2 separate regions of the Homo sapiens genome follow, and region 2 is linked to region 1. Evidence: read pairs that join two places in POLR2A ChIA-PET (ENCODE). Cell type or tissue: A673. All regions are shown on one strand.

Region 1 (8,000 bases):
GAGTGGGATCAGGGCTACAGGAGGTATTTTCCTTTTGTGTGTGTGATGAGGGAGACATGGACAAATTTCAGCGCTGATGGACAGTACTTAAATGGTTAAGAGTTACAGAAAATACCAGAAAGAGAGAAATATAATCAACGTCTTTTTATTCCAGAAAAGAGTGAAGGGATTGGATTTAAAGCAATCCAATTGCTTTAAATTGGGGCTGGGCACAGTGGCTCACGCCTGTAATCCCAGCATTTAGGGAGGCCGAGGTGGACAGATCACTTGAGGTCAGGAGTTTGAGACCAGCCTGGCCAACATGATGAAACCCCACCTCTTCTAAAAGTATAAAAATTAGCTGGACGTGGTGGTGCACGCCTGTAATACCAGCTACTTTGGAGGCTGAGGCAGGAGAATTGCTTGAACCTGGGAGGTGGAGATTGCAGTGAGCCAAGGTTGCACCACTGCACTCCACCCTGGGCAACAGAGCAAGACACTGTCAAAAAAAAAAAATAAGCACATGGGAAAGAGTTGATGTATTTGGCAATGGGAAAGGAGAAAACTGAGGAAGCTCCCATGTTACAGCTTTCATATTCTATGTGAAGTAGCTGTGGGGCAGGAGGGAGGAATGTAAGTAGCAGAGTGTGGAGACATAGCAGATCAGGGCCTTGAGGAAAGTGGGAAATTTACATTTATGGATTTGGGGAGTGGTCTAATTTAATTGAGAAACATAGGATCTCCATGGAGTTTTTGATGCTATTTGTAGTTGATGACAAAGAATTCTGTTACATTACTAGCGAGTTGTCCTAGAGTGTGCTTGTCTCAACTAGTGCTCAGCTGCTCTGGAGAAGGTGCAGAAGGTGAGTGGCAGAGTTCATCCAAGGTTACGACTTTGCAAGAAAAGCTGACAAGGACACAGAGGATGGGGCAGTCAGGAGCACAGGCAGAATAATGGACATGATTGACCATTGACAACCTAAGATGGATAAAGAGGTATGTCAAGATCAGAGAAGACTGACTAGCAGAAAAGAACAGTTAGTGGGCTGAAGGTCCTGATGAGAAAGTAGAGCAGTATGAGCAAGCTGGAAGAATAAGAGGTTAGCATCAGAGCACACAATGCATTGCTTTATGATTTTGAGGCTGAAGTCTCCATATGGAACCATGGGCTGAGGCTAGTAAAGTCTTCGTAAAGCTAGAGGAAATGACTGGGAAACTATCAGGTAAAAGAGAGGAGGAAGGGCAGGACTTCGACCAAAGACTTTTTGTAAGATCATGGAGGCCAAAGGTCTGGAAGAGTCATCGGGAAACTAAAAGGAACCAACTCCACATTCAGATCCTGAGGCAGGTGGAGTAGGAGAGTCTAAGCAGATACTCTTTGTATAGTGGCATCTTGGGATGAGAGCTAGAGGATAGCTTTCAAATCAACATGGTATCTCTCTGGGTTCTTTGGGCTAGCGATAAAGTAGGTCTACCCCATTTCTACATTCTAATTTCCTTTGAACTATCTAGTTTTCAGGGAGACAAAGACTATATACCACTTTCTCTATCTGGGATTCATTAATTTCAAATTTGGCTACTATGCTATAACCATAACAAGAACTTGTGGCCAGATATGATGGCTCATGGCTGTAATCCCAACACATTGGGAGGCCCAGGTGAGAGAATCACTTGAAGCCAGAAATTTGAGACCAGCCTAGGCGACATAGTGAGACCTCACCTCTACTAAAAATACAAAATAAATTTTCTTTTAAAGTTTAAAAATTTGCATTAACCTTCCCTATAAATTCCCCTGCCTAAAGAACTCTCCTTCAATATTTCTTTTAGTTTGCATCTGGAACAACAAATCTGAGTTTTTATTTGTCTAAAACATCCTTATTTTGCCTTCATTTTTGAAGAATATTTTTACAGGTTGTAGAATTCTAGGCTGGAAATTTATTTTCTTTCAGCAACTTAAAAATGTCATTCTATGGTCTGCTGGCTTCCATTGTTTCTACTGATAAGTCAGCTGTCCATATTTTTCTTGCTTTTTGGAAGGTAATGTATCTTAGTGTGTAATATTTTTTAAAATTTTCCTTGTTTCAGCATTTTTACTATGATGTGTCTAACTTTATTTCCTTGTATTTAGAACTTCTTAGAATTTCTTGAATGTGTGGCTTATAATCATATCAGTTTTGAAAATGTGTGCAGCCATTATCTTGTCAAATATTGCTTTAGTCCATTTCTCTCTCTGCAGTCTCAGGGACTCCAGTATGTTAATTCTTTCACAAAATTCTGTGTCTCTTACTCTCTTGTCTGTTTCTTTCAAACTTTTTGCTCTCCATATTTCTGTCTGATAATTTCTATTTGTTTGTCTTCTTACTCACTAATCTTCTCTTTACCTCTGACAAATATGTTGCTAAACACATCTATTAAGAAGATGTGTTATTTATTGTGCTTTTTTGTTGTTGATTTTTTTTTTTTTTTTGAGATGGAGTCTCGCTTTGTCGCCTAGGCTGGAGTTCAGTGGTGCAGTCTTGGCTCACTGCAACCTCTGCCTCCCAGGTTCAAGTAATTCTCCTGCCTCAGCCTCCTGAGTAGCTGGGATTAGAGGTGTGCACCACCATGCCTGGCTAATTGTTGTATTTTTAGTAGAGACAGGGTTTCACCATGTTGGTCAGGCTGGTCTCAAACTCCTGACCTCATGATCCCCCCGCCTCGGCCTCCCAAAGTATTACAGGCGTGAGCCACCATGCCCAGCCTTGTTGTTGAATTTTTATTAAATTCTTTTTTATAGATTCCAGTTTTCTGGTGAAATTCTCCATGTTGTCATCTTTTTTTCTTGCACAAAAAAAGCACAGTTATTTTCAAAACATATGTTTGGTAACTCTAATATCTGGGTTACCTGTGGGCCTATTTCTATTGTGGTTTTTTCTCTCTCTCTTAGCTGCAGTTTTTGGAATTTCTGATAATTTCTACTTGAATGTTGGGCAATGTATGTAAATAATTGTAGTCTCTGGATGATGTTATCTTTTTCTAAAGAAGTGTAATCTTATCTTTTCTGGCAAGCAGCTAGAGTGGGAGATTATATCCATTCAGTCTGGGACTTAGCTTATTGGATTGGATTGGAACTTTTGTAAAACATGGTTTACCTCACATTTTTCTCCTCTTCTAGAGTGTAGCTTGTCAGAGGCCCAAATGATAGCCTTTGGTTATTTACTGGAACTCTTCCTTCTTGGTGGGACCTAAACTTGTGACTGCCAGAAATTTGACTTTTCTTTATAGCTATACTCTCATTTTTATAGAGCCTTAAGCTGTATGAAATTAGCAAATATAAAATTATAAAAATATAACAATATATAATATAAATATAACAATATATTATGTATAATAATATAAGTATAAATATTATATAAAATCATCAAGTCTCCATAAGGTAAAATCAAATGCTGAGTATGGGACTAAGCTCCATGTACCTCCCTTCTCCCAAGTATCCTGTCACTCACGCCCTGGTTGTTCTGGCAGCTCTGAACTCCCATTAAGAGCTTTCCTCATCATATTTAGTATTTAACATTAGGAATGTATGGGAGAAGTTCATATAAAATACCAAAAACTGAATAAACATAGCTAGTCAGGCATCCTGGCTCTCTGACTGTGTCACAAACAGGAATGACTTCATGTAGGAATGTTCTTTACCCTAAGCTTGCGTGTGAGGAAGATGGTTTCCTCTTTTTTGGAGGCCTGTACATCTGTGAAGGTGTGCCTTATCCTCTAAGAATGCCCCTGTCATTGTTTGGATGGTATACATAAACAGTTTAGCAAATAGTTGTACAAGATGAAGGAATGAACATTGCTTTTTTTTTTTCCACCTTTTTGCCAGACAAGACGTAACCAGAATAGACATGATGATATTCGTTAAAATTTACTAAAGATTTACTGCGGAGCAGGCTCTGTGTTAGATGCCTCATACTGATTATCTCATTTAATCCTAAACAGAGCCTATGAAGTAATAAAGATAATTATTCCCATTTTACATTTGATGAAACTGAGGCTTAAAGAGATAAAGTCAATTTAAACAGGGCCCAAGAGCCAGGAAGTAAATGGCACAAGCAAGTTTGAACTCAGATTTTTCTAATCTCAAGATCCATGTTTTTTTCCAACATTTCATCCTGCTACTTGGCCTGCCCTTTTTCAGCATAACTAGTATCATGATTTCACTGACCCCTGGACTCCTGATATATCTTCTTATGTAAAGTCAGAGCTAAGTAGTCTGAGGGGTTTACATGCAAAGACATCCCCTTCCTGGTACATTGCTTTCAGGTATTTCCAGATTCTTCCCTCCCCCACCCAGCTTTTGCAATATGTATCACATTAAATGCCTCCATTTATAACTACTATGGCAAGTCTGAATGTAATTTTTTTTTTTTTTTTTTTCAGAAATACAGCTTTATGCAGAGACAGGAAGCAGTTAGTGGTAGGGCTTTATTTTGGGAGGATTAGAGTGGTAGGGGGTGGGGCATGGGGAGAAATTGCTTTCTGCAGTGTCAGATGAATGAGTTATAGGAAATGATAGCTCAGCCAGCAGCTTGGTGCTTGCTAGTGAGTCAGCAGTGATTCCATCCTCAGCCCCAGTGCTGGGATCACAGCTGAGAGACACTCTTCCTGGTGAGGGCTCCTCCCCGCCCTGCTGTCTGGGACATGGATGTTCTGCTTACCTGATGTGAACCATTCAGTTACCTGTCATGGAGGAGAAAGAGACACAGAACGATCTTTTTGTTTTAATGCAGATGTTTCTACACTTCTTTGGGATTAATTGGTATTTCTAATTATTTTTCCTGATATCCAGCAGAAAGATTCGGTGATTTTCTATCTAGAGGATGATATTTGGGACTGGTGTCAAAGCAGGATCTAGTTCTTAAGGCAACATTTTATACTTTTATACTACTTCAACTTTAGAAGGTCTTTGTAAGTGATCAGAATAGTATGGAAAAGCAAGACAAGAAGACACTGCTTCAGAAGAAGAGGTAAACACGAAACCATCTTGTCAGCACAATGGAAACCATGTAGCTGTAGTAAAAAACTAGAACCAAATCATTGCGGTTGTTGAGGTAGGATAGTAGGATTGTTGGTGATTGCTTTTTTGTTTTGTTTTGTTATGTTACTTTATTTTCCAGGTCCAATACATAGGAACAAGTTGTAAAATTTATTCTATAAGTAGTCCTTTAGTGCTCTAAAGTAACTAGTTGTGAAAAATAACTGGCCAAATAACCTTAATATTTTAGGATATCTTTTCCCCAGGCCCTTATGAGACTCTTAAAGTCAATCTGGTCATACCCAGGATTCTCCAGTAGGAAATGGGTAGAGAGGTCTAACTTTTCTCAGAATTTCCTATGTGCCAGGCATTTGCTTCCTTTTCGCTCTGAGAAGGTGCTATTATCCATATTTTACAGATAAAGAAACTAATGCTCAAAGAGATTGAAGGAACGTTCCCAGGCCAATTTGCTAATATGTGGTATAATTTCATCCATGCCCAAGTCATACTGACTCCAAAGTCCATACTCTTTTAACTTTAGTACAAAATGATGCCAGCACAGTTTCCATTCCACCTGCTTTTTGTAAGGCAGTTTAAATATGTGAACTTACTGCTGGACTGATCATCCACGAAAAAAACTGCTGCAATATATTATTCTCTTTTTGAAAAACTGGGACTCTAAAACTCACATATACTTGACTTGTACTTTAGTTAGACACATATTTAGAGCATTGGATAGCATGCATATCTGTGTGCTTCACCTGAAGTCCATAAAAAAGGTACAGTAAACACCTGGTTTAGTGGTTGGACTCCCCTGGAATTTGCAGTGACTCTCATGATCTCTCCTAAAGTTCTTAGATATGTAAGACTGAGGATAAAGCTAAATGTTTTGTTGTTCAGAACAGTAGCTGCAAGTGACAGTTTTGGTTGAGGGGGGGGTGTTATTGTTGCAAAGTAGAACACTTACAGCTTCACAAAAATATCCATCTCATTGACCCAACAGGGCCCTAATTCATCTTTTTAATAAGCTAATAACATTTAAAGATCTTTTAAATTTTTTACTGTTACTATAATGCAATTAATGCTGTGTTTTGATAGCTTTATTGAGGTATTGATATGTAATAAACTGCACATATTTAATGTACAATTTGATTAAATTTAACACCTATGAAGCATCACTTCAATAAAAATGATGAATATATCCATTTCCCCAAAAAGTTTTTTGTAATGCTCTATATTTGAAGGACAAAAATCCAGTCATTTATGTTCTCCTTTCCATTTGGTGAAAAGAGCCTGGACAGGGACCCAGATTATGTGAGTCTGGACTCCAATCTTGCCTTAACTAGCTCCACACAATTCAGTGAGTCCTTTAATTTTTTTGGCCCTTGGATTTTCATCTGAAAAATGAGGGGGTTGGACTAGATGGTCCCTAAGGACCCCCACAGCTCTGAAGTTCAATAAAGCTAAAAGGACCGGTGTACTTAGGGTATTGGTTTGTGTCCAAATGGTTTTATGTAAAAACGTAGACTTCCCTGGTGGCCTGGTGTCAGCTGTGCCACTTCATCCCTGCCTTGCTTTGCTTGATTGGTTATCATGAAATCATTGTATTTCTTTTAATTCCCTTTCACCCTGATTCAGGGTCATTCGTGTCATTGTCTCCACGTTGGTCGTAGTAAGCATAGGGAAATACTCGACTTAAGAATTTGGGGCTAATACTTGGGTAATGCTGGGAATTTGGCAACACCATAAGCAAAGAGCTAAGGAGAGATTATGACAGGATCATCAGCCCTCTGGCTATTTTTGAGGCAGCTTGAGCGTTTTATGCGGGGCAGAGACAAGCTGTATTAGATATATTTCAGGACTGGGGGAAGGGAAGAGGATTGGAATTTAATTAAAATTCTTATCCCAACTTTGCCCATCTTCTTGCCAAGTCAGCAGCTAGCATTTCTGCTCATGGTTCTGGTGGCTCTGCTGTGATGACATACAATTACCTCCAAAATTCTCGTGAATTTGCTGAAAACTTCAATAATGCTCAACCAGATGCTTTAATCAGGCCTGGCATGTTGCCATCTTTTGCCTGTGTTTTTGGCGATACCTGATCTACCACTGCCAGCATTCCTGGTGGGAGAGGGGCTTTGGAGGGAGCTGATGGTGAAAACTGAGCTGATTACAAACAAGAAAACCGCTTCATTGCAGCATAGAGATCTTTCCAAACTGCTTCTGTTTTCCAGGTAGCTCAGTGGCATTTCTGAGCAGGGGCCACCCTGACTTCACCTTGGCCCACCATGAGGGTCTTCCTGCTTTGTGCCTACATACTGCTGCTGATGGTTTCCCAGTTGAGGGCAGTCAGCTTTCCTGAAGATGATGAACCCCTTAATACTGTCGACTATCACTGTAAGTCGTCTCAAGAACAGTCTTCTATTCTGAGAAGGAAGCTTTTCTGTTTTTCATTCTGTAAGCATGTTCATTTTCAGAAAGAGGCAGAGATTTTTTATGTCTTAACCTTGAATTTGCATCTGAGTTTATCAGTAATCATTTCCTAGTGTTTGGAGAAAACGGGGCAGTTTTGTTGGGTGCTTTTCTACAGCAACCTGTATATAGGTTATATATTTTGAGTTAAAAAGACCATTTGCTGACATTCACTGCCTTTTATTCATTTATATTCAAGACCTTAAGAGAGGAATTTAGTTAAAACCCTTCTACAACAAGTATATACAGCTAATCAATGCTGTTTATTGATCCCTCAGCTCCATAATCCTGAATGATGGTTTAGCCCATTTTTACTTGCAGATTCAAGGCAATATCCGGTTTTTAGAGGACGCCCTTCAGGCAATGAATCGCAGCACAGGCTGGACTTTCAGCTGATGTTGAAAATTCGAGACACACTTTATATTGCTGGCAGGTAATTTTCCTCTCATTGGTTTATTAGATTAAAATTCTTTTCTCTTGTGGTGCTTGCATTAGTGTGTCTAGTTCATGAAAAACTAATATGTGATTGTGATCAAAAATT
Region 2 (8,000 bases), 210 kb after region 1:
CTGTATTCTCCCATGGGCCAAGCAAGACTTCTGGGGAAAGATAAGACACCCTTGTCCTCATACCTTCAGCTTCTCTGTTGTCAATTACCATTGCCACATAATAATTCTGAAAGCGAAAAACAGCTCTCTTGTCATTTCAGCTCAAGCATAGCTTCTTCAATGCATCCATCAGACTTCTCTACTCTGCACTGATCTTTCTTCTTCCTGAATCCCTTTAGCACTCATAATCTATTGTTCACTAATAAACAATTAAAAATGGCTTTATTGGTCATCTCAGATTCTTTTTGGAATGAGTCAGGGCATTATTTAATGTTCATATTGTCCTTCGTTCCACACATGATAATCTTCTTTCTCCACATTAGTAACTCTGTAAAGGCAGAACAAATATAATTATTTTAAACCAACAAGAATCTTATTTTCTGAATTAAAATTTGGCTCATATGGGTCTGCAAGCACAGGTCCATGCGAGAGAATAGTGGGGCAGAATATTCTACATTGGATCTGCCTCTGAACATCCACGTGATCACCACACTCTGTTTCCTGGGGTCATACTCCCACACTGGAGCCAGCACACTGCTGGAGTCTCCACTGCCTGTTGGGAAGATGAGAAGCATCTAGCAAATATCTTCCAGGAGCATTGGTTTTATTCCATGGTAAATAATCTACACATTATTTACACATGAAAACATATTTTCAAGAGCAAAATGGAAGCCTTATGTTATTTTCTAAGATAAAACTTGAATGAAATTTCTTGAAGTTTCTTGAATCTTGGAGTGGGACTTTCAGGCTTCACCAACAACCCCCACCCTTCCACAACCCCCTCCTCCCCAAGCCCATGCCAAGCTCTTCCTGGAGCGCAGGTCCAGGCTTTCCTGCTCTTAGTTACCCTGTGTTCACACTTAAGAAGCACTGCTCTTCCACTCCTACAGTAAGGCAGAGGAGAGTAAGTGCTTGATAAATATTTATTGACATATTGATTCATTGTTCCTTCAAAATTCAGAGCAGCAAAAGGAAGTTGAAATCAAATCTTCTTTTAGGTGTAGGTGGAAAGGTCAATCAATAGTGGCCTTTCTGGCACTGGAGAAACATCCTACCATCCTACTAGAGACGTGTTCTACTTTGTCACTGTAGGTAGGAAGACAGTAATGGCTCCCTCAATGAAATGGTGATAAGAACGAGAACATGGTTCAAGAGAAGAAAAGAAGAAATTGTAGAAGGATAGAACTGGCCAAATGGCAAGGCATCTATGACAGAAAAGAGCAACAACAGAGCAGAGCAGAGCTGAAAGAGACCAGTCTCAGAGAAGCAAACATGTTCAAGCAAAGAACCGGGCAAGTCTTGTTTTCCCTCCAAACCCAAACCTCCTAGAAACTAACAGTTGGTTTTTGATTTCTTTGGGCTTTGTTTTTGTTTTACTTTTGTGTCTCAGAAAGGACCAGAAAAATACAGGGGCTCAGGTGAAACCTTTATGTCAGCAGGAAAAACAAGACTCAGAGAAACCACCTTGGCAGTGCGCCCTCTAGCAGTTCCCAACCACAAAGCGAGCATCCATCCTGTCTTGTTTACAGAAGCCCCAGCCAAAAACAAAATTGCCTAACCATCTTTGCCAAGGGGAACTGGGGTTAACAGTTTTTCAAAAACCTCATAATTCGATAATTTGCAAGTTACCACGACTTCCTCCGTAAAACTGGGCCCCCATGACTAAGAGGTTTCGTTTCAGTTGCGGTATGAAGAGAAACTTGTTGCTGGGCACCATTTGTGCAGCATAAGCCCTGGGATCCCTACAGAGTCTCTCAGTAGGATTCAAATGTCTCAGGAGAGGGGTGGAGCTCATCTGGGTTTCCACATTGGCAGCCAAGGATGCCCAGTGGAGCCATCTTCTCAGATCAGGCATCCTGGTTGTGTTAGTACTTCTAACCACTATGCAATTCACCCAGGCTATCAACTTGCCTGGCAGAAATAGGTCCTTCAAGGAAAATACTAGAATTCCTCTAGGCTGCCAGCCTCCGTTTCAGAGACAGGTGGCAGAGGCTGTGAAGGGTGGCCCAAGAAGCACAAGGGTGAGACAAAGATGAGCAGAGTGAGGCAGCAGCCATCCCCATGTGTGCTCTCCTTGTACACCCCAGGAAGGATCTTAGGGATCATCCAGTCCCTGATTCTCATTAGACAGAAGTGAAAGCTGAGTCTCAAAGAGGTGAATGGTTGACTTAAGCTAGACAGCAAGCTACTTGTGGGGAATAGGGGTAGAAATTAATATTGCTTTTGCTTTTGGAGAATAGTCTCAATATGTCAGTCACTTTTCTAGATGTAATTAATAATATATATTTTTAAAACTTCAAAAACCTATAGGGTAGGTAACATCTCTATTTTTATAGCTTTGTTTTATAAAGAAGGATATATTGTCTGAGAAGTGAGTTCAATCTGGAGCCACATCTGTCTACAAAGCCCATGCTTTTTCCTCACCGTACCTGATGTTCATTCCCAGCTCAGCAGGATTCATGAGACCTTCCCCATAAACTAACCCAAAGGGCAAAAGACTGGGTTGCCATGCCCTGTGGCCATGTTGAGGGTGGTGAGAGGGAGAGTGGCTATTCTTAGGGCTGTAAGTTGTACCTAAGAATATATTTGTGCATAGGAATAATTTTATAAATTAATGTTTATGTTTACCATGCAATGACTAGAACCATCATGGGTTAAATAACATTTTTTGACCCTGTAGGAACTCAAAGACATGCTCTGAGTTCCCAGTAACTGATTATCTTTAATGTGCCTACTGGTGATATCATTAAAATGTAGATTTAAATTCAGTGAGGTCAGAGATTCTTCAATTCTGTAAGCTCCCAGCTAATGCTGATGCTGCCAGTCCATGGACCACAATTTGGGCCACATCCAATTCACAAATAGAGACTCACTCTAAATCAAAAGTTGCTAATTAGGCTGGAGTACCCTATTTCTTTTTTTAATATTGCTGACCCCTAAGCAAGTTCTACTTATCTGTCTGAAAATTGTTGCTGTTTCCAGTGCAACAAGTCACTGCCTACAACTAATATTCCACCTTCTCTAGGACATATCTAGGCTCTGCAAAAAGATGATCTTCCAAAGCTCCACAAAGAAATGCCATTTGTGAATGCTCAGGCACACCTGTGCCTGCTGGCAGCAAGCCATTGACTTTTTCCAACAAGCAAACCAAAGCTTAACAAATTCCACTGTGGAAAGGTGAGCAGTGTGCCCCCTGCGGGCAGCTTCCCACTTCCCCTCCCATAAAATGAGGGCCTTTCAGCCCCACCTTCTTAATGAAGTGTTCAGCGAACACTCCACCGCATCCACCTCCCTTCCAACTTGTACCTCCCACAAACATTTGCCCTGTAAGTTCCTCTAACCAAGTCATCTTTTTTGTTTCCACGTTTTGTCTCTCTAGCCAAATCTTAAGTTCCTTGAGAGCAGAGACTCTGTCTAATCTCTCATTGCATCTTCCCACAAAGCCCAACCCAGTCAGTGTTGTGTTCAAATTATAGGCTAAAGAAACATGTCTCCATTCCCGGAAAGTTTTATTTTCCTGTTGTGTAAGAATGCAACTTCCATTGGGCTTCCGAAGAGTGTCTGTGAAGATCACACAGGAAGGACTCTACAATTATTATGAGTCGATAATTAACTTCTTACCAATGGTAGTGATGGGATTGTATAAATTCACGCCAGAATTCACATCAATGGTATACAAGGATTATATGAGATAATGCATGTGAAAGCACTTGGTAAAGTACAAAGCCCTCTGTAAATGTAAGGTATTATCCTGTTGTTATTATTACTTAGGGCGTATGTTTCTAGCAGAAGTGAACAAACACAAGATCACCAAAAAATGACAGACAGCCTTTGTCTACACCTCAAACCCACTCCGCATGAAAAGGGATTCTTTTTCATTCATTCATCCTTGAATTATAAGTCAGTAAACCAAGATTCGCTCCTGAGCCAGGAAATTGAGGTAAGAGAAAAATATTGGGATGGATCTGCAAACCTAATGCTAGTATCACATGGCAACTCCCATTTCCTGAAGCTCAGGGGGAGCCAGGTACAATTTAATATGATCAAGGGAGCTATTTCATGGGCTGAAGGAGACAGTGAGAATGACTGTCATTCACAGCAGGACAACATAATAGCATCCATGTGTTTGTCTGAATAGACACAGGCACTCCGTATGCACAGCACTTTCACCTTATTGAATAAGGCAGGCTCCCACTTGCTTGCCTCCTGCCTGCCCAGACATTCCTCCACTCCCTGCCCCGACTTTCCTTCTCACCACAGTTTCTTTATCATCCATGTCTTGGAGTGATTCTGGGCCATATATCCTGTGCACTCTTCTCCTAGAACCTCAGCAGCATCTCCCAGCTCCTCTCCCTTTGAAGATTCATATCCCATATACTTCCACATGTTACCTTAAACTCTGGTGTGTGTGTCTGTGTCAAACTTTCCCCTTTTATGAGAACATCAGTCCTATCAGGTAAGGGGCCTACCCTAATTCAGTATGATTTCATCCTAACAGCTAATCACACACTATTTCCAAATAAGGGTACACTCTGAGGTATTAGGGGTTAATATTTTAACATATAGATTTGGGTGGGGGAGGGGGCAATTTAACCCATAACACTTGGTCTTGGTTACTTGGGAATCTCCAACCCCCAGCCCCGCATCAGCCAGCTCATGTAGCACATGTGGATCACACAACAACTCTGACTGTAGTCAAGAATGTCCATCAATGAAGCTCTGCTCATACAACTCTCACCATCTCATTTTATTTTCCATGATGTTTCACTGACCTTTCCAGATTGGTTCCCAGACAATTGGCAAATATACTTTATCATGCTTCACCTGGGAGTCTCCTAGACTTTCTCCCACTCACTCCTACCATTCTTTGATTTTCTCTCCTAAATAGTCCTCAAATTAGTCTCTGCTACCAGTGCCTTAACTCAGGCTCTCATCACATCTGACTTTGATGAGAACAATAGTCTAATTTTTCTCCTTCCTTCTAGTCACCCCCGCCCCCACTTCCATCATCTCTAGTCTCCCTGCACCCTAGGACCTCAGCAGCAACACCCAGCTTTTATCCCTTTGAAGATTCATATCCCAAATAGACTTCCGTGAGTCACCATAAACTCAGTGTGCCCTAAGCAGACACCAGAAGTACTTTCTACAGTCACACCTGACAAGCCACTCTCACATTTTAAAGCCTCTGGCGGCTCCCCACAGAGCAGATGCCATGCAGATGCCTTTGCTTCTGCACTCAGGGCCCCGTGTAACGGAACTCCTGCCTGCCTCCCTAGCCTCACATTGTTGTCTCCTGTTTCAGCCTTTGCAGGTGCTATTCTCTCCACCCTGGGTTCCCTTCTCCTCATTGCTTTCAACCTATATTCCTCCTTATCCTTCAAAACTCAGCTCAAGGGTGACTTCTTCTGGGAAGCTTTCCCTCCACCTGCAGACTGATTTATTCTGCTCCCAAAGAACTTCACGCTATACTTACTGCAAATCAGTGGATACCTTATCTGTCTCTTCCCACTTGGTTAGAGGACATGAAGATCATGAGCCACCAAAAACTGTCCCCACAAATGCACTTTGGGCTGGGCGTGGTTGCTCAGGCCTGTAATTCCAGCACTTTGGGAGGCCGAGGCAGGCGGATCATTTGAAGTCAGGAGTTTGAGACCAGTCTGGCCAACATAGTGAAACCCCATCTCTACTAAAAATGCAAAAATTAGCCAGGCATGGTGGTGCACGCCTGTAGTCCCGGCTACTCAGGAGGGTGAGACAGGAGAATCACTTGAACCAAGGAGGCAGAGGTTGCAGTGAGCCGAGATCAAGCCACTGTACACTCCAGCCTGGGCAACAGAGTGAGACTGCGTCTCAAAAAAAAAGCACTTTGTACCCCATTTTCCCTCATTATTAGATGTGTATCCTGAGCAAGTTGTTTAACCTTTTTAAGTCAAGAGTTTCTCCTCTGCAATATGTAGCTAATGAAAGTGCCCACTCATGAAGTTGTTATTAGTCTTAAATTAGATAATTAATACTGAAAGCTTAGCACAGTGCATGGCAAGTGGCATAGAATAGCCAAAACGGCTGCTGTTGTTACTGTGTGGTTACTGTGCTTGTTCTTGTCGCTATTGATTTCACAAGCACCATAGCCCCAGGAAGCAGAATGTGGGCTCTAGATTTGTATTGCTTGAAGAGTGAATTCTGGTTCCAAATGTTTATTAACCGTGTGTTCCCATGCCTGAGTCTCACTTTCTTCATGTATATGCAGATAATAATGACAACTACTTCGTAGATATTTGAGGATAAAATAAGCTACTTTTGAAGCACTTGGAACAGAACCTGGCATCTAGTATGTGCTTAGTAAATACTGGCCTCTAATATAACAGGCTGTCATAGAGTCCCAACAGGCTTCATTCACAACTGCAGGAAAGATTGAAAGTCAGTGCCCTAGTCTGTGAACTCCTTGACGGAGAGATCATGCACGAATCTTCGTAATTCAACCACACAGTATGCAGAAGGTGCTCAAAATTTTTTGAGAATGAATGAATGAATTGTGAATTGAGTTAACAAATACCAAGTTAAATAATGTCACTTTTTAAGAGGTCACAAATGGAGCAAACTCATTTCTTGAGAACATGGCTGGGAATAAGGAAATGGGACAAATAGATGTTCTGAAAATGGCACATAAAAGCTCACATACTTTATTCAGAGGAATCATAAAATGTGCAAGCTGGACTGGACCTTGGTGATGATCTATTACAGCTCCGTCATTTTGTAGATGAGAAAAATGAGCCAGCCCTCAGAACTGATTTCCTCTCCCTTTATACATCATTCTCAGAAGCTTTGTTATCTGGTTTCCTGGCCAAAGCACAATGAAAGGAGCAAATTTGGAGAGGAAAGGGAGAGAATTAGACCTATGTATACCTATGATAATTATCAAGAAATGAAATTCGGGCTTACGACAGGAAAGCTACATAAAAAGCAGACATAAAAACTGCAAAATCACCGGGGCCTGCAACATTGGCACGGCTGCAAAGGTGCTCACTCCTCAACAGACCCTCAGCACCTGGCTGCGAGACAGCCCCAACCATGGAAAAGATTGCATGATGCTTTATAAAAGCAAGATTTTCAAGAAATTTAACTTTCTTTCATTCCCAATCATTTCTATTGGGGGCTCCTATCTCATCGAGTTGATTAGGAATTCAAATCTCAAGCTTTTATAGTATCCTCCCACCCATTCTAAGGTTCCATCAGAGATTCCAAGAAAGGGTCAATAATGTCAAAACATTGGGGTAAGTGGAGAGCAGGTCACCAGGTCCTGGGCCATGTGCACACCCAGGTTAGTAGTGAGCTCTCTGTGGCTGGCCAGCTCCCCAACACCAGCTGTGGCTCGCTGCTGCTCTGACCTGGTCTTAGAGGGTAAAGATCTTTCTTTACAGTCAGGCTGGGTGCACACTCAATGCCTGTTTCCTTTCCAGCCTCATGATGTCTTTTTGTCCTCGTCCTCTACCTCTGTCCTCGGCTCCCCTGCTTTCGCTCCCTACCTCCTCTTCACTCCCTCCTATCTCCTCTCTCTGCCCAACAGTGCCACTATTTGTAATCTGGGGGATTACCCTTCTTTTTTCATGGCTCTGTATCCCCAAATCCTCTTTCGTTTGCCTACTCTGTGAGTTCTCTGTGTTGTTCTAAAGGCCTCGGTTTGAGGAATACAAAAGCCAGACAGACGTATAGGCTACTTCGGCCTTCCACCCTGACACCTTCTTACTCTGAGACAATGAACCAAAGAAGGCTGACCCTGCTTGGAATGGGGAAAGGAAGAAAGAGAAATGCAGGGAAGAAAAAACTTTGGGAAAGGAAAAATGGATGCACAAAAAATCAAAAAAGGAGTTATTTCAAATGTTATCAAAATGTTATCCCACCACATATGTAACACTAATGCACAGTCTAGTATTCAACAGAGTTTGTGTTCAGTTATCCAGAAA

The links. ChIA-PET counts read pairs that join two places held together with the same protein. Peaks named below come from ENCODE experiments on the same cell type or tissue, not always from the same donor. Only the 100,000 strongest peaks of a DNase experiment are listed, where the experiment ranks them.
Region 2: POLR2A ChIA-PET joins it to region 1 with 6 read pairs; 2 of 35 experiments call an interaction of 5 or more read pairs at or near these places.

What each region holds. Positions count from the first base shown.
Region 1 is chr15:47,752,524-47,760,523 of GRCh38, forward strand. It overlaps SEMA6D (semaphorin 6D), which reads left to right. Exons shown (of 19, transcript NM_001358351.3): 2 at 7,222-7,384; 3 at 7,781-7,892. The coding sequence starts at 7,276. Among named protein-coding and RNA genes, the nearest start is that of SEMA6D, 39 kb to the left of the region's middle. In A673, no CTCF peak of the experiment used is centred here; a DNase peak (open chromatin) is centred at 4,498; H3K27ac peaks cover 728 bases.
Region 2 is chr15:47,960,259-47,968,258 of GRCh38, forward strand. The region is part of intron 1 of LOC124900354 (a long non-coding RNA gene); the gene reads left to right. It overlaps LOC102724553 (a long non-coding RNA gene), which reads right to left. Exons shown (of 3, transcript XR_001751520.2): 3 at 1-367. Among named protein-coding and RNA genes, the nearest start is that of LINC01491, 120 kb to the left of the region's middle. RefSeq lists an enhancer at 1,694-1,753. In A673, no CTCF peak of the experiment used is centred here; DNase peaks (open chromatin) are centred at 1,693, 3,543 and 4,103.